Linked DNA regions of Homo sapiens: regions 2 and 3 are each linked to region 1. The links are chromatin loops, found by intact Hi-C in ENCODE. Cell type or tissue: PC-9. All regions are shown on one strand.

Region 1 (8,000 bases):
CACATGTTTTAGTTGAGGACTAAGAAGTTCAGAGGGTGCAATTAGTAATTACCTTTGGTCACACAGAAACAGGACTAGCGTACAATTTCTTCTGACTAAAATTCTGGTGGTGTTTTTTGTTGTTGTTGTTCTTAGTTTGTTTGTTTTGTTTGAGACAGAGTTTCGCTCTTGTAGCCCAGGCTGGAGTGCAATGGCACAATCTCGGCTCACCACAACCTCCGCCTCCCGGGTTTAAGCAATTCTCCTGCCTCAGCCTCCGGAGTAGCTGGGATTACAGGCGCCCACCACCACACCCGGCTGATTTTTGTATTTTTAGTAGAGATGGGGTTTCACCACGTTTGCCAGGCTGGTCTCGAACTCCTTACTTCTGCTTGCCTTGGCCTCCCAAAGTGCTGGGGTTACAGACGCGAGCCACCGTGCCCATCCTCTGGTGTTCTTTTTACTACACTAAATTCCTTCTTCCTAGTGTAGGATTATATTGTTTGACCCCAATTCCATAATTCAAGGAACTAATATTCACCCAGTGGCTTCTAGCCAGGGAGTGAAGAGAGAGCTGATGAGACACTCACCAGCCGCTATGAACAACTCTTCTCCTTCACCCTTATTTCCGTGGTGGAAACTATCACAGCACTTCTAAGCAATCGCCTAAAGTTCTGCTAAGAGCTATTCATGAGTTTCTTTAATATTCATCAGCAACAATGTATTTACAAAAACCAGAATAAGGGTTCAAGCTAATAAACCATTTTATTTGCATGTTATAACTAAGTGTCTTGGATACAAAAGTTTACATTGACAAGAACTAATTGTAGGGCTCTGTATGGTGGCTCACACCAGTAATCCCAGCACTTTGGGAGGCCGCGGCAGGAGAATCATGTGAGCCCAGGAAATTGAGACCAGCCTGGACAACATAGGGAGATTCTGTCACTACAAAAAAAAAAAAAAAAAAAACCTAGCCAGGCACAGTGACAGGCGCCTGTGATCCAAACTACTCAGGAGGCTGAGATGGGAGCATCGATTGAGCCTGGGAGGTCAGGGCTACAGTGAGCCGTGATTGTGCCACTGCACTGCAGCCTGGGCGAGAGTGAGAACTGTCTCTAAAAAAAGAATTGATAATAGAACACAGTTTGAAGGCCCAGATGTTTTTTTCTCATCTTGGATATATTGGGTTAAGTAAAATACATTATTAAGATGAGTTTAACCTGCTTAATTTTACTTTTTCAAATGTGGCTATTAGATAATTTAAAGTAACATATGACTCACATTGTATTCTTATTGGATAGCACTTTTCCAGCACATAACTTTTTTTTTTTTTTTTTTTTTTTGAGACAGAGTCTTGTTCTGTCACCCAGGCTGGAGTGCAGTGGCACGATCTTGGCTCATTGCAACCTCTGCCCCCCGGGTTCAAGTGATTCTTCAGCTTCAGCCTCATGAGTAGCTGCGGTTCCAGATACGCTCCACCATGCCTGGCTAATTTTTGTATTTTTAGTAGAGACAGGGTTTCACTATATTCGTCAGGCTGGTCTTGAACTCCTGACCTCAGGTGATGTGCCCGCCTTAGCCTCCTAAAGTGCTAGGATTACAGGCGTGAGCCACCAAGCCCGGCCTAGCACATAACTTTCAAAACCTAGAAAATATTACATCATTAACTTCCCCCAAGCAATTAGAATTGATTTTTTAAAAATAATAACTGTGCCATGTAATAGGAACCAACTGGAGAGCTAGATTAGGCCAGAAAAAAATGGTAGCTGAGAGGAGACAGTTATCGAGCAGCTTCAATGATATCTCCTAACGTCAAGGAGATGAAACATCTGGGTGTCAGGAAGGGGCTTGCTTCAGAAGTGCAAAGTCCTCCTCCTTTTTCTCTTCTGTTCTTTCTGTCTACAGGCTGGCCTTCTCTGCCTCTCCTGTCTCCACTGCAGGACCTGACCAGGACACCACTCCTGAAATTTACCTACCACAGTTGTAGTCACATGCAAACGAAGAGGCTGGATCTGGGTATCTCCTGCAGTGCATGTGGACTGTGCAGAGAGAAGGAGTCCCCTGGAGTGGGACACTTAGAGCAGAGGGCACCCAGAACCAGGAACCATGAGAGAGGAGTCTCAAAATAGGACACAAAGGGAGTGCTTCACCACGTCACAGTGCACATTGCAGCTAAGCCTCCGGCTCTGCTGGGGTCAGGCCAACATGGAAAGAACCCAGGGACACCCACTCTTCCTGGGCACAGCTGAGAAGAGATTAGGAGCCAGAGAAAGGCCTCCAGGAAACCCAGGGCAGACCAGTAAGAATCCAGAAGCCCAGTCCAAACCGAGGCAGAAAGAGGACTGATGTGTCTAACACCTGGCCTTCGCTACCTCCGAAGAGAGACAGACCAAGAACAAACGAACCAAGAAGGTGAAATGGTTAAATGTGGCGCCTAAGCCTTTCTTTTCCAGGAACTGACATAACTTCTGTCTGTCTGCCTACACGGAGTTGTGGTTAGGAACACATTTCTGGGGGATTGGTTTGGTTTCAATGTTTTCCAGCATCTGGTAAAAACAGAATTATGAAAGTTAAGTATTCAAAGATTGTTGTTTGGGTTTTGAAACAGAAACATTTTGAAATACTGATATGTTTTGCTTTCATAGTATTATTTTACTTAAAGAGATACGCTTGAAGTAAAACCAAATTCTCAGCTACTAACAGAAACACTTTAGTCTTCCTTGTTGCCCAAAAGCCAGTTTGAGATTCGGCAATTTTAGGAGAGAAGGAGGGAGAGAGAGAGGAAGGACACACCACAGATAAAAAGGAAGTTTGAGACAGTTGTGCCTGTTCTTATTGAATGTTTTAGGTGATTCCTATATCCCTTTTCTTCCTTCAGCTGGGGCGATCTTTCCAGAAAATGCAGCCCACCAGGAAAGGTTAGAATTTATCCAGAGCAGCTATTTGCACTTGGTTTTTGACATCTTGAAGTAATGTGTTTGTCTGAGTGCTTTTCTTATTTATACATAAATAATCTTACTATCTATGTTTTATGCTTTCTTACTAGCATGTAGATCTAATGTAGTTCCATTTACTGGATTCTGAGAGAAATATAGACATTGAAAGGGGGACTCTAGACTCCTTCCTCTGGCCAAAATGCAGTAACAGGGGCCAGATTTGTGTTCTTGCCTGAAACAGTAACAACAACAAAAGATGAGACTTAAAAAAAAAGTTTCAAAACATGGATTTAGGCAACGAAGGACAATGAGTGATCCCTAAGCTACTGCCCCATCTTGTGGCCTTGAGACAGTTTCCAGGCTGTGGTGCAGAGTGGAGAACAGAGGCAAAGCCTGGTAGATCCCTGACTTGAGGAGACAGAGGTGAGAGTCAGGAGATCAAGGCAGCTAGAGTTCATGGGAATCAGCACCAGAGAAGAGAGAGCTCCATAAAGAGAGGACTTGGGAGATCTGCAGAGGATCCTTGAATATTCATCAGAGGACCTACTGACCAGCACATTCATGCGCAGGCGTCATCAGAGACAAGGGAGAGAGCCACTTGAAAGGATTGGAGGTTTACAGTGCTCACTCAGAGCAAGGAATCGTGCTTATTCCCACCAGCCAGACCAGAAAACCTCATAGTTCATTGACATTAGTAGTGTTAAACTAAGTTAAGCCTAAAGCTACCTCCTTACATATTTTAAGTTCAGGCTAAATGTTTTTCCATACACAGAGAACTGTAGCCTAACTGGACATGTGACCAGATTGTAAGGCACTCCTGTAACAAGTAGTCAAGCCTCAGCCAATTATAGCAGCCGAATTTTGGCCACTCAAAGGCAGCCAACTGTTGAAACCATGTTTAACTAAGTGCCAAACTGTCGCCAGCCAGCTGTTTCTGTGCTTCACCTCCATTTTCTGTAAGTCACTGCCCTTTTACTGTCCATAAATGTTATCCGGCCACATGGTGGCCCTGGAGTTGCGCTGCTGGTTCTGGGGGATGCCCAATTCATGAATCATTCTTTGCTCAATTAAACTCTGCTCAATTTAATTTGCCTAAAGTTTTCCTTTTAACGGGATGGTACATAGTACAAGGGAATAATTAGACTAAATGCTAATCAGTCCTGCCGAACTAATTCAAAAAGAAAGACCTGAAAATATCAAATTGTTTACAAGTGACATAATTGTGTTCTAGAACAAATATTTATATAAACATAAAAATGTCCATCACCCTACTAAGTAAAATTCATAAAGTCTGGCATCCAATCAAAAATTACCAGTCAAGCAAAGATCCCTGAGAATACAACCTATAATGAGAAAAACAAATTAAATTTGATCCTTAACTGACACAGATGTTAGAATTAGAAGACAAGGCACTAAACTGTATTACATATGTTCAAAAGGTAAGTAGAGACAAGGAAAATATCAAAAAGACTCAAAGCAAGCTTCTATAGATGAAAACTGCAATGTTCAATATGAAAAATTCACTGGCTAGAATTAAAGGCAGATTAATTACCTGGTTGGTCCTGCCTATAAAAACAAATTTAAAAAATAAAATAAAGACTAGCTAGACATTACGTAAGAAAAGATTACTGAACTTGAAGACATAAAAATAGGAATTACCAATAATGAAACCCAGAGGAACAAGAGAATTTTAAAATATGAACAGACTGGGCACAGTGGCTCCTGCCTATAATCCCAGCACTTTGGGAGGCTGAGGTGGGAGGACCACTAGAGGCCAGGAACTTGAAACCAGCCTGGGCAACATAGCAAGATCCCATTTCCACCCACAAAAATTTTTTTTTAATCCAGGCATGGTGGCATGTGCCTATAGTTCCAGCTACTTAGGATGCTGAGGTGAGATGATAGCTTAAGCCCAGGTATTTGAGGCTGCAGTGAGCTATGATTGCCACTGCACTCCAGCCTAAGTCACAGAGTGAGACCCTGTCTCAAATAAGTAAGTACATAAAAATGAACAGTCAGATGACACCCAGAATGATGATACGAGGCCACCACTCCTTGGATTCATCCCCTGACAAAACAACCAAAACTGGTGAAAATTATGAAACAATGACCACTGAAAGTCTCTGAAACTTGTCCTAAGTCATACAGCAAACAAACAAACATTCAAGAAAATCTACCTAATCTCACTACAGACAGCAAGACTCTGTGGCACTTGGGCATAACCTGTTCCCTCCCTTCCCATCAGCCCAGCATGATGGAAGCCTGGCCCTAGGTAGGCATGGCCAAAAAGATGAGACTCCTTTTCCTCAAAGCTCCCAGTCAAGGGCTAGGGTATCTTTCTGGGAGAGAAAGTTTGCCAGCATCTCTCATCCTCTTTCTCCATGTTCTTTGTTACAGAGGCTAAATTATAGGTTAATCCACCCAAAAAGTCAGAGGCTCTCTTCTTTCATCACTTCTTCACTCATAGGAAGGTAGTGCTACCATAGTCATGGCAATCTGATATTGGGCCCATGTCCTGGCCCTCATTTGCTCACAGGGTAGTGGTTTTAAGTTGGGAGAGAGAAGGTGAGAAGACCAGAGACTACCACCCATATCCACCAACCCACTCATAAAGCAACGATGCTACTCCAAGAAAAGTGACCCACTGTCCCTACCCTTAGGTCTGAAGCAGGTACTCAGAGATTTTTCCTAGTGGTAGAGTCAGGCCGTAAGGACAGAGAACTCTGAAACTCTCCCCAAAGAAACTGACTTTATTTGGAGCACAGTGTCAGGGAGTTCAAGCCTAAGACCACTCTCAAAAACAATGGAGAGTTTGGTGATAAGCAATTAAGAGGAAGCAGTAGCTCCATGAGAGCAGCAAGCTAAATTATAGACCAGCCAGTTTACCAGAGAGGACTGAAAAAAGAGATAGCTAAGAAGAACCCTCCTAGAATCAGAACAAACCTCAAAGACTGGCTTCAAAAACTATCCCTGCAAATGTGTCTGAATTTAACAGGATCAACCAGTGGAGCAATTAATCCATAGGGTACTATTGAACACAATAAAGAATTTGATTGGTAATTAGTACAGCCTAAGAGCTGGTTGTGACTCAAACAAAGGCAGACAGCTTAACAGAAAGATTAAGGAAAAAGATAGTTGAAAGTGCCCTACTAAACTACTGTCATCCCAGGGTGACTGTGCATGTGACCAAGTCTGTGTCCTCTGAAGAATGACATCAGAAGCTTTATACTATGAGGGAAATAGACTTCACTAAAATAGTACAGCCAACTTACTAAATAAATAAATAAGCAAATAGCAACAAGCCTAGGAGGGAAGAAGGGAAGGGAAAAATCGGTATGCAAAATTGCTACAATATCTAAAAGTCTGTTTTTTTAATAAAAATTGTAACTCTTGCCAAACAACAACAATCAGTAAAGTATAAATCATACACAAGAAAAAAAAAAGGAAGACAACAGAAATTATCTTTGAGAAGGTACAGGTGTCAGATTTAACTGATTTCAAAGCAGCCATTATAAATATATTTTAAAAACTAAAGAAAACCATGATTAAAGAAATAAAGGAAGATACGACAGTGTCTCCTCATATAAAGTAAATAAAAAGATAGAATATATATTTTAAAATTGATCTATAGATTCAACATAATCTCTATTAAAATCCTAGCTGGCTTCTTTGCAGAAATTGACAAGGTGATAAAATTCATATGGAAATTTAAAGTACCCCAGAGTAACCAAAACAATCTTGAATAAAAGAACAAATTTGGAGGAATTTCACTTCCTTATTTTAAAACTTACTACAATGATACAATTAAGACAGTGTGGCATTGGCATAGGGATAGACACACACACACACACACACACACACACACACACACACACACACACACACATATATATATATATATATATATAAATGGATTAGAATTCAAAGTCAAAAAATAAACCCTTATTTACAGTCAACTGATTTTCCACAAGGGTGAAAGAATAGTCTTTTCAACAAATGGTGCTGAGACAATTGCATATCCATATGCAAAAGGATGAAATTAGACCTTTTTTCACATAATGCAGAAAAATGTACTCAAAATATATCACAGACTGAAATGTAAGAATTAAAATTATAAAACTCTTAGAAGAAAATATGAAGGACTAAACCTTTGTGACCTTGGGTTTCTCCATCAATGCACATCATAATAAAATTGATCAGAACCAGAGATAAAGAGCAAAAGGTAAAAACAGCCAGAGGAAAAAAAAAGGCATATCTACAAAAAGCAACAAAGATAAGAACAGCAGATTATTTGTGATAAACAATGCAAGCCAGAAAAACGTTGAGTAACATGTTTAACAAATTGAAGTTAAAAATGTATCAACGTAAAATTCTATACACGGTGATAGTTATCTTTTTAAAATAAGGATGAAATAAAAACTTTTCAGACACACAAAAGCTGAAAGACATCTTCACTAGCACATATGCAACACAAGAAATATTAAAGAAAGTCTTCAGGCAAAAGTAAAATTATATCAACTGGAGCAGAAGTTTGTTAAAATGCTGATTCCTGGGCTCAGACCCCAAGGACTTATCTCCATAGTTCTGCAGTATGGCTTAGGCACATGGTATTTTATTTTCATATTTTTTTCTATTTATTTTAATATATAAAACATACACATGCCAGAAAATATAAAAAGTACGAAGTGTTGGTAATCACTGGAAGTAGGTAATAGATGCATGGTTCACTATACTGTTCTCTCTACTTTTATCTACTCTGAAATTTTCCATAATAAAAAGTTCTTTTGACTTAAAAAAAAAAAAACAAACCTGATAACAGGCAGAAATTCAGATCTACACAAAGGAATAAAGAGCACCATGTATGGTTCATTAAATGAGTAAATTTATAATATGTTATTATTTAAATATATTTTAAAGATAAATGACTATTTAAAATGCATTGTAGAAAATATAACATACATAAAAACAAAATGTTTGACAATAGCAGCATTAAAACTAAGAAGGAGTCCTCGGCAAAGCCCGAGTCCTGTCCTCTCGCCCTCCTCCCGGAACAGCATGAGCTTCACCACTCGCTCCACCAACTAC
Region 2 (8,000 bases), 110 kb after region 1:
AACTAATGATTTAGATAAATTAAGTTTTCTATGTCCTTTATTGGGAACAAGCTCAGAGATTTAACAGTATTCAGAGAAGATTAAATTCGTGCATACAGCGTTAAAAGTGACCTTTTATCCTTTTATGGAAGTAATGTTTCCATAATGTTTCGTAAGTAAGTGACTTACGAAGGGGAGAAAAACCCTTAGTTTACACACATACAAGCTATTCTTTTCCCTCTCATGCATATAATTCTAGCCTTTTTAAAAAATCAATTGAGTCATTTTTTATGTATGCTTCTCCAAGAGTAGGTAAATACTAATAATAGATATCTCTACATTTATTTGCTTTTGTAAAAATCATGCTTACTATATAATTATTATCTTAAACTTGAAAAAGGTATTATTATGCTTTTTTTTTTTTTTTAAAGAAAAGAAATGCTAGCCAGGAGCAGTGACTCACACCTATAATCCTAACACTTTGGGAGGAGGAGGTGGGAGGATTGCTTGAGGCTAGGAGTTCAAGACCAGTCTGGGCAACATAGCAAGGACTTGTCTCTGCAAAAAAAATAGAAAAATTAACTGGATGTGGTGGCACATGCCTATAGTCCCCAACTATTCATGAGGCTGAGGTTGGAAGATCACTTAAGCCAAGGATTTTGAGGCTGCAGTGAGCCATGGTAGCACCACTGTTTTCCAGCCTCCACAGCAGAGCAAGAGCTGTCTCAAAAGGAAAAGGAATGCTAAACTTCAGGGAAATTGGTGTGTGGCAAAGTCAAGGTTTTAGTAACATACCAGTTTCCCATTGTTGTTGCCTTTGTCCGATTGTGTCCATCCTTCCATAAAACCTCTCATTTTCAAATGTTTTAAAAATTCCTGATTTTAAAAATAATACAGAAATACGACATGAAGTGGAATTCTATAACTTCTTTATCACCCCTCCTACATGAGACAGTCATCAAGAACAATAGTATATGCTTCAAGATCTTTGTGACATACTTTAAGTTAACATTATGTTTCTGGTACGTCTGTCTTGCTTCCTTCTAGTGAACAAATTAAAGTCTTTCCTACCTGAAAACATTAAATGTATTTATCACATTTTGTTGGCTTTATTGATTTTTATGTTCTTTGTGGCACTCTTGGTTTTCCTTATTCTTTTTGTTCTTGAGAACACAGCAGGACCTTCTTTAGTTTTGTTCTATGCAAATGTTTCATAGTATCTCATACTTAGATTATCATGGTTCAAACATTCAAGAGAGGATAAAAACAATTGAAAGTAAAAAAGAGCAAATAGGGGTTTGTTTGGGGTTTTTTTTTTAGACAGTCTTGCTCTGTCACCCAGGCTGGAGTACAGTGGTGTGATCACGGCTCACTACAGACTTAGCCTCATGGGTTCACGCGCTTCTTCCACCTCAGGCCCTGCCGAGTAGCTGGGACCACAGGCATGCGCCACCACGCCCTGCTAACTTTGGTATTTTTTGTAGAGACTGGATTTCGCCATGTTGCCCAGGCTGGTCTCAAACTGCTGGACTCAAGCGATCTGCCCAGCTCAGCCTCCCAGAGTGCTGGGATTACAGGCATGAGCCACTGCGCCCAGCCAGAGAAAATAGCTTGTAAGAATTTTTCAGTCCTAGCTAAAGTTCTGAATCTGGGCTTCCTTTAGAAAAGCTTCATTATTATCCTAAACATACTTCGGCATTTGAAAGTAGATTATTAAATATACATAATGTGTGCGTATATAATTCTTTTTCAAAATGATTCCTTTATTATTGTCCTTTTTATCTTCCTAGGTTCGCCAAGCAGCTTTTCAGTCTCTGGGACCTTTCATATCTACTTTTGCTAATCCATCTAGCTCAGGCCAGTATTTTAAAGAAGAAAGCAAAAGTTCAGAAGAGATGTCAGTAGAAAACAAAAATAGGTATAATTTTGAAACCATTTTCTAATTTTAAAACCTTGTTTTCTAATTTTACTGCTTTTAAACATTATTTCCACTATTCTGCAACAAATGTTATTTTTTGATAGTTTGCTATTTCTCTTGAATATAAAAATTGGTGAATATTTTTATAGAGCTTTACTTTAAGCGCATTTGTTTGTTAAGTATCTCTTTGGTTGGTTACATATTGAATGAGTAGATGCATGTAACACAATTAGCTAGATGCCTCGCACATAGGAAACTCTAAATGGTAGATTATGACTTTTAAAAAATGTTTATTTAGTACATTATTTAGTCAATCATTCATTGATATCTACAATATACAGGGTAATTGTTACACACTGTGTAGTATTTGGGTTTTTTTAAATTTGTTTTTAAGGAGTAAAACTTAATTTAGGAATATGTTTTATTGTCCTTTTCTGTCAAATAATTTAGTTGCGCATCTTGGATTCTTTGTCAATGGTGATTGTAATCTGTCAGTTAAAGGAGAAAGCCAGTATATTAGCCAGTATATCAGTTTTAAGTATATCAGTCTCATAAGGAAACCAAAGTTTTAAATAAAGCTTAAAGAGTCGGCTGTGATTTTTATTTTTAAATGTTTTTGCATTGAAAATTTTCTATTAAATTTAAATTTTAAAAATTTATTATAATATATATTTAGGGGAAAAACTAATTCAAGCCTAACTTACTAGTATGCGGGAAATGTACACAAACTTTTACAGTTATGCACTTGAAGTAATTTTAGTACAAATATTTGAAACAGTCCCTGCTATAATGCTTGAGTTACCATAGTGTCTTTTCCCTCCCTTGTCATGATGCTAATGGACATTTTCTTCTGTAGGTCTTGATACTGTGCTATTTGCTTTCTTGGTGTTTTGATTTGGCAGTTCTTCTTTCTTCTCTGCTGCCTTGTTTTACCTTTTTGCCCGTTCTCCTACTGTCCTGCTGAATAGCCAAACAAACCTGAGGTACTGTTTTTTGTAAAGGAAGAAAATCACTCAAACCTGTCTTCCTAGCAAGCAAAGTCTGTCAGTTTTTTTGAAAACAGGTGCTGCCAGGACTTTGACAAAAGTGATGATGGTGGGTGGGGAATGTTATCTATTTTTCATTTTTGAAATCAGCATACTTAAAAAATTACCTGTTTATACTGAAGACTGTTACATAACTTCTGTTTTAAAATCTGAAATGGGTCTAGTAAGAAACTATAAATTTGCAGAGAACTGTATAGGACGAGCTGGTAAACTTTCTTCTGTTTCACAACTACTCACTCGGCCTTTGCAGTGTATAAGCAGCCGTAGACATTACATAAATGGACAAGCTTGGCTGTGTTCCAGTAAAACTTCACTGACCTCAACAGTGTGCCTATCAAGGCCATGTTTGCCGCCTACCGGTGTGTAGCATTACTGCAATAGCTATTTAAAGGTAGTTCAATTCCTTGATTCTTCTTCCATTGTAATGAGGTATGTCTTAATGTCCAGGCAATACTACTTGTATTGCTGATCTTCAGTAATATTAGAGCTTATTAAATTATGTTAATGATATGGTAGGGGAAAGAGAGCATTCCTGGCTAAGGAAGGAGTTATGTTAAATATTGTAAAAGCTTTTGCATAGTTTGACAAACTATAAAGAAGTAGTCCTATATATTATTAAATCTCAGAACCATTAGTTTGTTTGCCCTCCCTTAAATAGCACAGTGGCATTTGTTTTAAGCTGTCTTAAACTGTTGTGGTATTAAGATTGATTGATTGATTATGCAAAAGTTAACTGAGCACCTCCTATGAACCAGAAACTGTAAATGGAAAGATAGAACTTCGTTCCTGTCCTCAAAGTTCTCTCAGTTTCTTAGATTCAGGTTTTTCAAACAAATGTCTTACAAAGTAAGCAAGTTTTTGGCAACATATTTCCACCACTGTTTATTGTATAGTGTTTCATCTGACCCTAGAAACATTTACTATCACTTTATTACTCTTTGAAGCATTTATTGATTCCAAACATCTGACTTACACATCAGATCTTTCACTCACCCTGGATCAGGCTGTTAATGCTTCTTTGAAAGTGCTGATAAAGCCTACTTCTCAGAAGCAGAGTTGAAATACTCAAATCTGCATTTTAAAAGTATGTAAAATAAGCATTCGTTATCACATTGTTCTCTGAATGCACCATGTTCTCTTAATTCTCCCTGTTTTTGTACTTGCTGCTCTCTGGGAAGCTTCTTGTTCCATCCATACCCTCGTTTAACAAAGTGCTGTCTTAGATGCACTGAGTTGTCCAGGAAGTACAGAGCTTTTGTCTTCATCATCAGTAGCGCTGTAATGAGAGCACTATTTTAATCCTATCCTTTTGGCTACATATTGGCATCTATCATCCAGTAGCCTCCCGGCCATGCAGTGTGGCGTCCAGCTCCTCCCTTTGTCTCCGCTGGGCCTGGCCCGTTGGTGCACATATTAATCCTGAATGAATTATTCTAGGGAAATATGGATTTGACCTCAAAAATCTGAAGTAACTAAACCACTTTTGCTGGATTTTTCCAGTTTAGCTTAATGCTAACTATATGAAAAAAAATTATTAGCACAAATTTGGAAATATTTCATGAATGCTAAAACTTCATTGAGTTAATTCACAGTACTTGGAAGGTATCCTGGAGCGTGTTTGCTTTTATCTCAGGATACAATACCTCTTTAGCCAGATGTTCTACAAGTCATTTTCTCCTTGAAATACCTGTAATTAATTTTCTAGGCCCATAGTCTCTACTAAGGAACTCTGAAGATATTAATTATAAACTTATGTAGGCACAAAAAGACACTTAAGATTCCTCCTTAAGTAGGTAGTTTCTGGACTGTCCTCTGGTGCTCTTGATACCTACGTCTCTTAGGAGACAGGATAATTCCCATTATACAGAGTCACAAAGGGCCTCAATTTTCAAAAAAAAATTTGTCTTGTACAATAGCATTTCAAAGTCTGACAATTAGGAATATCAGAATTTTAGCATTGAACAGCTTGATTTTGTATTGACTATTATACTTTACCAGGAAAAATTAGAATTTAGAGAATTTATACTTTCGACATTTTTGAAGCCATGCATGCTGTAGTTCTGTCCACAATTTAATACTGTACTAGGGAAACTTTGTCTTCTAGTTTCCTTTTAAAAAAATCATTCTAAGAGTTTTAAGTTTGGACAAACTAACAAGTTTACATTTATCAGACAAACAGTTATTTGACCAGTCATTCTCCGTTCATTTTTGCAGCTGAGAATATTAAAATTTAATTTTAACACCAAGGTGAGCTAGTGATCAAGGAACTTCAAGGCCCTGTAATTCCATCACTTTAGGAGGCTGAGGCAGGAGGATCGCTTCAGCCCAGGAGTTTGAGGCTGCAGTGAGCTATGATCATACCACTTTACACCAGCCTGGGCTACAGAGCGAGACCCTGTCTCTTAAAAAAACAATAAACAAAACAGAAGTTCATTGTATTTATTAGATAGTACATACGAGGTCTTACAAGTTTTACCCATTTGCTCTTCTCTTCCCCCTTTCTGAACAATATCTTATTATAATTTTAAAATTTTAGTTTGAATGATTTCAGAAATTTTGCAAGGATATCACAAAGAACTTCATATATCCATGTAGATTTTCCAAATACTGTTTTACCATATTTGCTTTATTCTTTTTTTCTGAACTCTTTGAGAATAAGTTTTAGACATGATATTCTTTTTACCTTTTTAAAATACTATGTATTTCTTTAAAACACAGATGTTAATATATAACTGTAGTCCAGTTACCAAAATTAGGAAATTAACATTGATACAATACTGTTAGCTAATCTAGCCTTTATTGAATTTTACCAATTGGCCCACTAATGTTCTTTATAACAAAAGGGAAAAATACATATTTTTTAATATGGACAAAATGGGAAATACATAATTCATAAACATGTAGAAGACACATTTATTTTGCATAACAGCACTAGCTTCAGGAGCTCCTTTGGAGTGGGAAAACATCTTACAGGTTATCTAGGCCAACTCCTCATTTTTATGAATAAGGAATAAGTGAGGAATCCTAGAAGTCCTTAAAAGGTTCAGAATTTTATATTAACGTAGTGCCAGTGCGAGAGTAAGAACGTTAAAGTCTGATTTCTTCACACTTGTAAACAATTGTATTATATATGCATACTGTATATTTTGTAGTTATAAGAAGAAAAATACCAGAATTTAAAATGCAGTCACAATGTGTTATGTTTTCAGATGACTTACGTATGTTTTTGTTCATCAGTATTTTAAAAAATAATCACCTGTTTGTGAAAATAATGGTTTTGAAAACAGCATTATGATGAGAGGGAACTTCGTAATTTCATGAGAATGTAGATGGTGACTGTTTAAGTGGGAGCTCACATAGGCATTAACATCACCCTCCTTTTGCACAGTCCTTTTAAGTCTCCTGTTAAACATCTTTTATTGTGTGTATTTAAAGGCACACAGATGCTTTTTCCTGTATTCATCTTACAAATTTACCTACATATTCAGCCATCCTTATTTCCCTTTCATGTTTCTTGGGAAGCAAGTCTCTTCACTGTTTAATCTGTTTTGCTGTGTTTTTGAAGCCCATATTCTTTCCTCTTCTCAGAAAGACATTGCTTTATCAGTTATTTCATCAATCTCTGTGTCTCCAGTTCTTTCATCTCTTCTAACCTATTTTCCTCAGCCTAAAAATATGCTCATCATTCTTTTATACAGGAAAAATGCCTTCACTCTTTGTTATTCTATGCAGTTGTGTTATTCTTTATTAATACTTGTTGCCTCCGCATATGTCAGCCCCACACATCTTTCTGAGTTGATGACCTCCACCTCTGTCTCAGTCTTTACCTCTTTCTCATAGATAATCACCACCTAGAACCCAACGTGGATAGCTAACTCAACCTCTTTCAACCTGAACCTGTTAGCTTTCTTGTGAAACTGTTTTTGTTACCTGCAGCATGCAATAAGTGGAAAAGTCCTGTTGATTTTTGCTGCTGTTTGAATGTGTTCTTCTGTAGTCCTGGAGACACTGCCTCCATCAGAACATCATCACTTCTTACCTGCATGTCTGTAATTCCTGCCTCCTATCTTACCTCTCAACTCATTTTCTACACTTCCTCCAGAATGGTCTTTCTAAAACAACAGATCTATTAACAATTTCCTTACTACATGATTTCCTGTAGTCCAGGATGAACTCCGGAGGTCTGCTGGTCTGGAATACAGTGGTTCATGTGATATCTTTCATCCTTGTCATCCATCATTTCCTCATTGCTGATTCCTGAATGCGTCACACCTTTTCTGCCACTCCGGCCTTTGCATGTCCTGTTTCTCCTTTAGATGCTTTTTTCTTCCCCTTAGCCCCATAAACATGTATTGGTTCTTCTAAGCACAACTCATGTCATTTCCTTGAAGGCCTTTTAATCTTCACTCCCATCTCCTCCTGTGTTCAGTGTGCTTGCATCTGTGCTTACCACCCTGTCTAGCAGCAATTTGCTGATATATCTTCATTTTTTCTGTTTGCCTCTAATTGTAATCTCAAGATCAAGAGCTGCATCTCATTCACATTTGAATCCTCAATACTGATTTCATTTCCTGGCTCTTAGTAGGTGCTCAATAAATGCCTGTTAAATTTAATTGAATCAAATAATAACACTTACAGTCGTACTTCAGATAATAGATGGCAGTAATCAGTGGACTTTAATGAATTTGTACCATCTGTCCTTATCAATTAAATTATGTCCTCATTTTAGGAAAACCTTGGGGAGTAGAGATGAATATTTTAGAAGAAACAGAAGTAATATTTACACTCAAGCAGATTTTAATATATTTTGTGAGATAGCAAATAAGTATCTTTCCTACTACTATCTTAAAATTGTTTTTATTTTATTTTCCTTGTGTAATGTAAGCAAATAGGCTTTAGGTCTCAGCTTTGCAATATGTCGTTGGAGTAGAGAGGTAATACAAATAACCCTAAAAATAAAATAATTTAAATGTTGTTATGTATCTTAAAATGATTGTAGGAATTTCTGTTTCCACTACTTTTCTTTAGTTATTTATTATTGAAATTAGCATGGTGTT
Region 3 (8,000 bases), 270 kb before region 1:
CAGGAAAGTATCAAACCCTGTAACGCATACTTATACTGAAAATGTGTTTCACATGGTTAACATTTGCAAAGGCTAAAATCATTTTTCATAAAGAAAATTCCACAGGCTTGCTCAGTATTACCAAACTTCCATAATGAACATTATTTTGAGTGCCAAATTGAGCACGAAAAAAACACCTACTTTTAACTATTATGAAATATTATGAAAAGTAGTAAGACTTATTTATTAGGCTGGTTAAAAAGTAATTTAAAACCAAAGAGAGTTAAATCTTCCTTGAGAACATACTCTCAGAACTTAAGAATGGGGTAAATCAGATGGAGCACAGCCATGCTGTACACATCAACTCACTGAAATCACATAACTTCTATTCTCATGGACCTTATTTTCTATTATCTTGAAAACAAACTGATTATAATCTCCCAAAATACCAGTGGTACCTTAAAATTTAATCAACTCCTTTCCTTAACAGAATTAGGACTTTCAATTAAAAATACTGTAATATCCAAGAGGGTTTCAATGCAAGAGAAACCTTTGCATCATAATTTCAAGTGACCATATATAGTGGAGTTCCCTCTAATAACACGACAGACACAAACAAGCTATCGAGCAAGAATCTGTTAACAGTTTTATTTTTTTTTATGTTAAATACCATGGGACAGGATTGTAAGGATGAAAAACTCAGTCAACAACTGCCTCACAAGGGATAAGAAAAATTCTGCCATGATATTAGCAAAGGTAAAGGAGGAAAAATTTACACTGTAAGAGGCACCATTTCCCCAAGGAATACCTCTTGGCATTTCCTGAATGAGTGGGATTAGCAATCTAAATAAATCATATTTCAAGAGGTAACAGCAACAGATAAAATTTAAAGGGATTATTAAAATAACATTTACAAGACTCTGAACAATTCTTGAACTCTTATTAAAACCACAAAGAAAGAACAATTCTTTATTTATGAATTTCATAAAGGACTCAATGTGCAACTGACATCTGCTAGTGATGATCTGGTAATATACAACCTGTCCAGTAGCCGAACAGTTTGTTTTTATTGTGTTTTCTAACCGTAAGAGATCATTAAAGGCAAAGCCTATATGACGCTGTACACACAAAAAAATGGTCACCGTGGGCCATACTACCAATGAAATGGTAGGTAAACAAATCTTTTTCTGGTCAAGAGAAAAAAAAAAAAAGAAACAGCACTCTGCATGCTTCACTCTACAAGATGAATTTCCCTAGAAAGAATCCAATGAAAATGGCTGCAATTACAACAAGAAGTGAAGGAAGAGGACTGGTGACATTATCTCTGAAGGATGCAGTTGAGGTTGATCCAGGTTTATCCGAATGTGCTACCTTTCTGAGCCTTAAACCTTCATCCTAGAAAAAAAACACACACACAAAAGGTTTTTAAAAACAAGCATACTAACGAGACTACTGGAGCTAAAAATCTATAGGGACGGAAAGTAGATTAGTGGTTGCCTATGGCTGGGGACGGAAAAGGGGATTAACTGCTAACCACATAAGGAAACTTTCCGGGGGTGATAGACATTCTAAAACTGAACTATAGTGATGGTTACAAAGTTCTATGTATCAATGAATTGTACACTCACAGTGGGTGTCTCCATGGGATATAAATTATACCTCAATAACACTGATTTTTTAAAACTGGAGCTGAGAAATGTATTCCTAAAAAGCAAAAGTTAGATAGGCTATATTTACCTTTTTTTAAATCCCACTAAAAATATAATTAAAGAAGAGTACTTCCAAGGTGGCCCATGGTATTTAAAATCAGTTACATCCGTCCTAGCCCAATCAGCCAAAAACTACCCAGACCTGTAGTCTGCCATTTGGGTTTACTGACACACTGCAACTAAGGAACCGGAACAGCAGAGGCACAAAAGGGTGTTCTTGCCGTAAACAGAGATATGGTATCACAGAATTTGGGGGAAGGAAACAGTTTAGCGTGAAATTTAAGTAACAGTGTTTTTATATGCTCAAAGCAAAGCAGAGGGCTGTGTGTAAAGTGGTAGCACCAGGTCTCGACTGCAAAGCAGAGAAAGAATACTGTTTCTTCAGAAACTACAAATTTAGATGAGAAATGTACATAGGAAACCCTTATCTGAAGCTCTGCACCTGGACTGGAAAATGAGGGTGCTTCTCTGTGTCAAAATGACTTAGATCCTCCAGTCAAGAGTAGGCTGCTTCATTCTTGCTGATATGGCTTCACACAGCACTATGTCTTTAGAGCAGAAGGTTTCTCAGAAGAAAGCAGAAGTCACTCCAAGCAGGAGGTTGTTATGACACTGTGTGCAATGTGAACCTTGGGAAAAATACTAATACCTGTTAACTACACAGTTGTCTTTATCTCTGTCTGTTAACCAATCTGATAAATGGCAGGACAGTTTTTTACTTTTTTCAGTACAAGGCAATATTTTCTCCCATGATTCCTTTATTGTGCTTATAAATAAACACTAACTAAAAGAGTACACCTAATGGCACAGTTTTATTTGCATTACTGGATTTTCTGGAGTTGGGTTTTTTTGGTCTCATGCTAATTAGTCCTATATAAACAGTAATTCTCAGTTTCAGCTACACATCACAAACATCTACAGAACTTTTAATACTCCTGTGATTGTGACTCATTAGGTCTGGGGCAAGCCTGGTCAACTGTAACTTTTTAAAGCTCACTAGGTGATTCACATGCAGTGTGAATTAAGAACCACAGGGCTAGGGGAATTAAAAGGGATAGTGAACAGACAGGAGCAAGAAAGTGAACCTGGCAAAAAATTATGGTGGGCCTGTGTATAGGGTCTGAAATTCTGTAAGCCAGTGGGTCTTCAAGGGTTTTGTTTTTTTTTTTTTTTTGAGACGATGTTTTGCTCGTCACCCAGGCTGGAGTACAATGGCGTGATCTCGCTCACTGCAACCTCTGCCTCCTGGGTTCAAGTGATTCTCCTGCCTCAGCCTCCCAAGTAGCTGGGATTACAGGCACCCACCACCACACCCGGATAATTTTTGTATTTTTAATAGAGACGGGGTTTCACCACGTTGGCCAGGCTGGTCTGGAACTCCTGACCTCAGGTGATCCACACGCCTCAGCCTCCCAAAGTGCTGGGATTACCGGTGTGAGCCACCCGCCCAGCCCAGCTTTTTTGTTTTACTTTTCCAGCAGCAGAATCATCTCTCAAATAAAATCTCATACAGAACACTAGCATAAAAAGAGTAGAAACCAGGAATAAAGTCTCTCTCACCTACTTCCCTGGTTCACTCTTCCTATTTTCCAGCCCTGCCCCATCTATGTCATTCTCACTGTTTCCACTTCTCCCCTCCCTGCCAGAGGTAAACAGTGGCTTTTGAAAGAAATCTATTGAGCACCCTAAGGAGCACATCTTTATCAAAGAACAGAACTATGGAAGTCATGGCAGATGAAGTAAAAGTAACCAACAACATCCTTTAAAAGATCCATGGCGTGTAGGTGTGAAATAAAGATATTCTTTCCGCTACCCAGACAAGTGCTTGGAAGCAGACGGGTACCCCTCGAGGGGGTACTATGAAACATCAAGCATGAAGAGACACAAAAATTCACTTTAAAAAGCATTTCAGCAAAGGAGTTCACAGATCGACTTAAAACACAGTGCCTTTAATTTAGAGTGTAGTTCCTACATACACCTAACAAAAGGAATAATCAAATAACTCCCATCATTTAGCTTATTTTAGTTACATACATTTTTGTATCATCTACTTTGCTGCAAAGAGCTTCAAACAAAGCCTAGAGAGCAACGTATAGGTATTTAGGTCTTGAAACAAGTAATTACTTGTCAAAGACAAATTATTCATAAATTTCAGACATATTCAAATCAGTCCTCCTTCGCCATCCATTTAATTCAATCAAATACATGAATGACTACCACATGCATGTATGGTGAATGCAGAGATAAATGAAGCACTGCCCTTGCCACCAAGGCAATTACTGCCCACTAGAGGGAGAAAGGCCTCTAACAAGTAAGAGCAGTAGAAGGCGATCAGCATAGTGGAGGCACAAAGCAGACATGACAAATCGATTTTTTTCTTCTTTTGGAGAGGGTCCCAGCAAAGGCTATATGCTGTAGTAGCAAAACGTCAATGTGTGTATGTGCTGTGTCGGGAGGGGCAGGGTTCTGGGCCTTTCCAGTCACAGTGAAGAGCTTACACTAAAGCAAAGAGGGGTGATAAACAGATGCTTCTCCAGCATACTCCAGCCCAATGCTGCCCCACGCAAATACAATGTGAGCTTCAAATGTGAGCCCCGTATGTAAAGTTAAATTTTCCAACAGTACATTTAAAAAGTAAAAAGAAATGGGTAAAATTCATTTTAATAATATATTTGATTCAACCCAATATACCCAAACTACTATTTCAGTATGTAACCATTAAAAAAAAAAGATTTTACCTTTTTCTGTACTAACTCTTCAACATCAGTATTTTACACTCAACAGCACAGCTCAATTTGAACAAATCCCATTTCAGTGCTCAACAGCCCTAGGTGACTAATGGCTATGATGTGGGACAACACAATCCTAGGCAGTTCAGTATGACTAGGGCACAAAATGGGAAGGACATGAGAAACAAGAGCAGAAGCTGGCAATACTGCAGGCCAGATCACAAATAATTAGAATGTGTGCTAAAGTAAGGAACTTGCAGCAATGAGAAACCACGGGAAGACTGTTAAAAGAGGAGTAGGGTGGGGAGCAAAGGCACTGGGGCAAAGAAGAAAGAACTGACCAAGCAAAAATTTAAAAGCTAATTGCTAAAATGGCCTAATAACACTCACATGTCCTATACCTTCATTTCAATCAATTTATTTTCAACCAACAGAACTTACTCTCAGGTGCCGATTTTCTTCTGATAGCTTCATCATTTCTCCCTGAAGTCTTTTACACTCTTCCATTAGTTTCCTTGTTTCGGTATCATTAAGTGAAACACTGTGTGGTTTTGGCATAGGTCCATCTTGCTTAGATGCATTCAGTGGAACAGCTTTGCTAGGTTCCATATCATTCTGCATTACAAAGATATTGGGAATTTTTTAACTAACCAAATCTCCTTACAGGTTTTAAACAAATAACAATATAAATTCTACATCTTTGTTCATGAAAAACTCTTTAAAAGGCCTAAATCAGTACATGTCAGCAGTCAGATTAGTCTAAATAACCAGCCCACTCCCTCTATTCCCATAATCCCTGGCACGTACCTCTACCATAGCACTTTATTATGTATCTTAATAATTATTGTTCAAGTTCTTTCCTGTAATACTTCAAAGGCTGAGAGAGCAAGAGCCATCTCTCTTTGTATTTACCCCTAAAACCAGCACTTTGGTCAAGAGTAGTTATTCAATGAAAGTATGCTGAATGACGTCAACAAAATCCATTGAAGGTCATTTTCCGTGCTCTGGTTGTGCAATTCAAATAAGGTTCTGGGGGGTAGGGGGATATTATCGTAATCATTCCAATAAAATCGGAAACTACCTAAGAAAAAACATGCCCAAGAAAAGCTAACTTCTATTAATTTGTCATCTTTAGTAATGCTGTTTGCTTTAATTCACGTGATTCAACATCACAGGAGCACTTAGCATGCTTTGAAGACTATGAGCCCCAAAATCTTAATCCTCACCAACATTGAACCATTTGAAGCTAGTGAAGGCCTGGAGATAAATATCTATGACAGCACCTATGTATTCTTCAGCCCGTTGTCTAAAGTACCCCAACATCCTTCACTCCAACAGCATTTATGTCACCACACATCGTAGCAGTATTAGTGTAACAAGCTTTTTTCATTTTAATTAAATTCACTTACTTTAAAATAATTTTAGGTAAAATCTGCTTTATTCAGCTATAAACTGCTAAAAAAGACATTTACTAAATCAACTTTATGGCATTCCACAATACTCATTTTATAAGATTTATCAGAGGCTGCACACCTACCACACCATCCCAGCTGCCAATTTTATATTAAGTATAAACAGATTGTTCAAAGGGCAAAACTTGTTATTCTTATGAAGGGGATGTGATTTGATTAGTATGCCTAAATCCATGTAAAATCTATTTAAAAATGAAAATTTATAATGAGGTTCTAATGAACAACAGCATGTATGTGACCTGTCGGCAGACTCTTCCATTCTTCTTCAAGCTTCCCAGTTAAGCAACGTTTTAAAGCAGCCTACTTCAATTCTCTGAGTTTTTCTCTTGCTAGCTTTTTTGTTCTTCACCCCCATTTCTCCCACCCCAACCAATCTAATAATAGCCGCCCCTATTATTAAAAAACTGTTTCAGATATATTTTACCCTGCCAATACTTTTTCCTGTTCTTTTCCTTAATAGTAGTTAGAACTCATTTGTGATTTTCAGTGTGGTCAAATTCTATCCTAGCACAAATCCAACTTCTGATAATGAGGTTGGCACACTGACTTACTCTATAAAGGAGGTGGCAATGGCCACCAATATGGCAATAGAAGAACTTTCAGGTTTTGGTTAAAAATTGGGAAAAAGTATCATACTCATACCAGAAAACTGATAAAAACTTAAAGAGGATGAAGCAGGGCACCATGTCTGATGTCTGTAATCCCAACACTTTGGGAGGCCGAGATGGGTGGCCTGCTTGAGCCCAGGAGTTCAAGAACAGCCTGAGCAACAGAGGGAGACCCTGTCTCTACAAAAAACAATTTTAGAAATTAGCCAGGCATGGTGGTGTGCACCTGTAATCTCAGCTACTCATGAGACTGAGGTGGCTTGAGCCCAGGAAGCGGAGGTTGCAATGAGACGAGATCGTGCCACTGCACTCCAGCCCAGGTGAGAGTGAGACCCTATCTCCAAAAGGGGGAAAAAAAGATATACATGGGGTCAACACCAAAGAGAAAAAAAACTAAAAGAATCATCAAGCTCGACAACTGATTATTTTTAAATTCTTTACATTGCATAAAATTTTAAATTACGGAGGGAAGGGAAAAAGTCATTTCTCACAATCTTGTCAAATCAACAAAACTATTATTTATATTACTATTATTAAATGACATGTCATTAAATATTCTATTCTATGCCTTGCCAAAATTAAACATTTCACTTTTGTTAAGCATTTGATGGGCAGCTTTCCATTCTTTCAAATTTTAAATAACATGTCCATAGGAAGACATTCCATAAAAAGATAACTAGATTGGAATTAGATTTAGATTTTTCTAATTCTAATAGAATTAGACTTGGAATTAGATTAGAATTTATCTAAGCAAATAGAATTAGATTTTTTTGTTGTTGAATTTCTCTTAAAAATGTTATACTGCTTTTGTAACAAAAAGGAGAAGAAATGATAACCAATATGTGGAGCATAAACAGAATAGAATGCAAAGAATACAGTGAAGCCGAAACACATTTCAAAAGTGTGCCCAATAAGTTATATCACATACTACCTAGGCCCCTTACAAACCAGTGAACATACATAACAGGTGCAAGAAAATCTAATTTATTTACATATACATATGCTACATATGTATATGTTATGCTATATATGTATATGTAATGGGGGGAAGTGTGATGGGAGGGTGGGCTTTGAGTCATGCATGGAGTGACAATCTGAAGAGCCTGATGGAAAAAATTAAGCAGGTGTAACTTTAAGTATATGCTTCCATCCAGGACCTCTATTAGTGAGGTTTGGCTCCAATAAAACAGCTTGTTTCTTGAGAGTTGCTTCAAACTGGTCCAGAAAGAAAAGACTGGTTGTTCTGAGAACCATGAAACAAGCACACCAGAGAGATTCAACATGCTGTGACTCTTAGTAAATTGATGAATGGTAACCTTACATTTAACACTGCAATTCAGAATAAGCTGGAAGGTCAAGGTGTGTATCAACTAAAACAATAAACCAATCTTGTCCAGTTTCCACTATATTATTTAGCCTATCTGCAGTAATCCTCCATCTGAGTTGTCCAGTCATGTTCTGTATAATGATGTTTTGGTCAACAATGATTCATACATATGATAG

The links. A loop is a pair of places that touch in the nucleus more often than their neighbours do. Peaks named below come from ENCODE experiments on the same cell type or tissue, not always from the same donor. Only the 100,000 strongest peaks of a DNase experiment are listed, where the experiment ranks them.
Region 2: it touches region 1 in a loop (7-fold over the local background); 38 of 110 quality-filtered maps call a loop at or near these places.
Region 3: a loop joins it to region 1, with 6 times the contacts of the local background. A loop is called at or near these places in 24 of 110 quality-filtered maps.

Annotation. Positions count from the first base shown.
Region 1 is chr18:9,679,465-9,687,464 of GRCh38, reverse strand. It overlaps LOC124904244 (a long non-coding RNA gene), which reads left to right. Exons shown (of 2, transcript XR_007066281.1): 2 at 1,885-4,002. Among named protein-coding and RNA genes, the nearest start is that of RAB31, 25 kb to the left of the region's middle. In PC-9, CTCF peaks have their summits at 3,186, 3,616 and 3,902 (motif pointing right); DNase peaks (open chromatin) are centred at 3,264 and 3,924; H3K4me3 peaks cover 919 bases; H3K27ac peaks cover 1,776 bases.
Region 2 is chr18:9,570,961-9,578,960 of GRCh38, reverse strand. PPP4R1 (protein phosphatase 4 regulatory subunit 1) reads left to right here. Exons shown (of 20, transcript NM_001042388.3): 10 at 1,770-1,897. Among named protein-coding and RNA genes, the nearest start is that of PPP4R1, 40 kb to the left of the region's middle. RefSeq lists enhancers at 3,710-4,220, 4,221-4,731. In PC-9, CTCF peaks have their summits at 3,127 and 3,327; a DNase peak (open chromatin) is centred at 3,270; H3K27ac peaks cover 2,876 bases.
Region 3 is chr18:9,947,427-9,955,426 of GRCh38, reverse strand. VAPA (VAMP associated protein A) reads right to left here. Exons shown (of 6, transcript NM_194434.3): 5 at 4,859-5,032; 6 at 1-1,374. The coding sequence ends at 1,216. Among named protein-coding and RNA genes, the nearest start is that of VAPA, 37 kb to the right of the region's middle. In PC-9, a CTCF peak has its summit at 3,979 (motif pointing right); DNase peaks (open chromatin) are centred at 2,626 and 3,966; H3K27ac peaks cover 1,823 bases.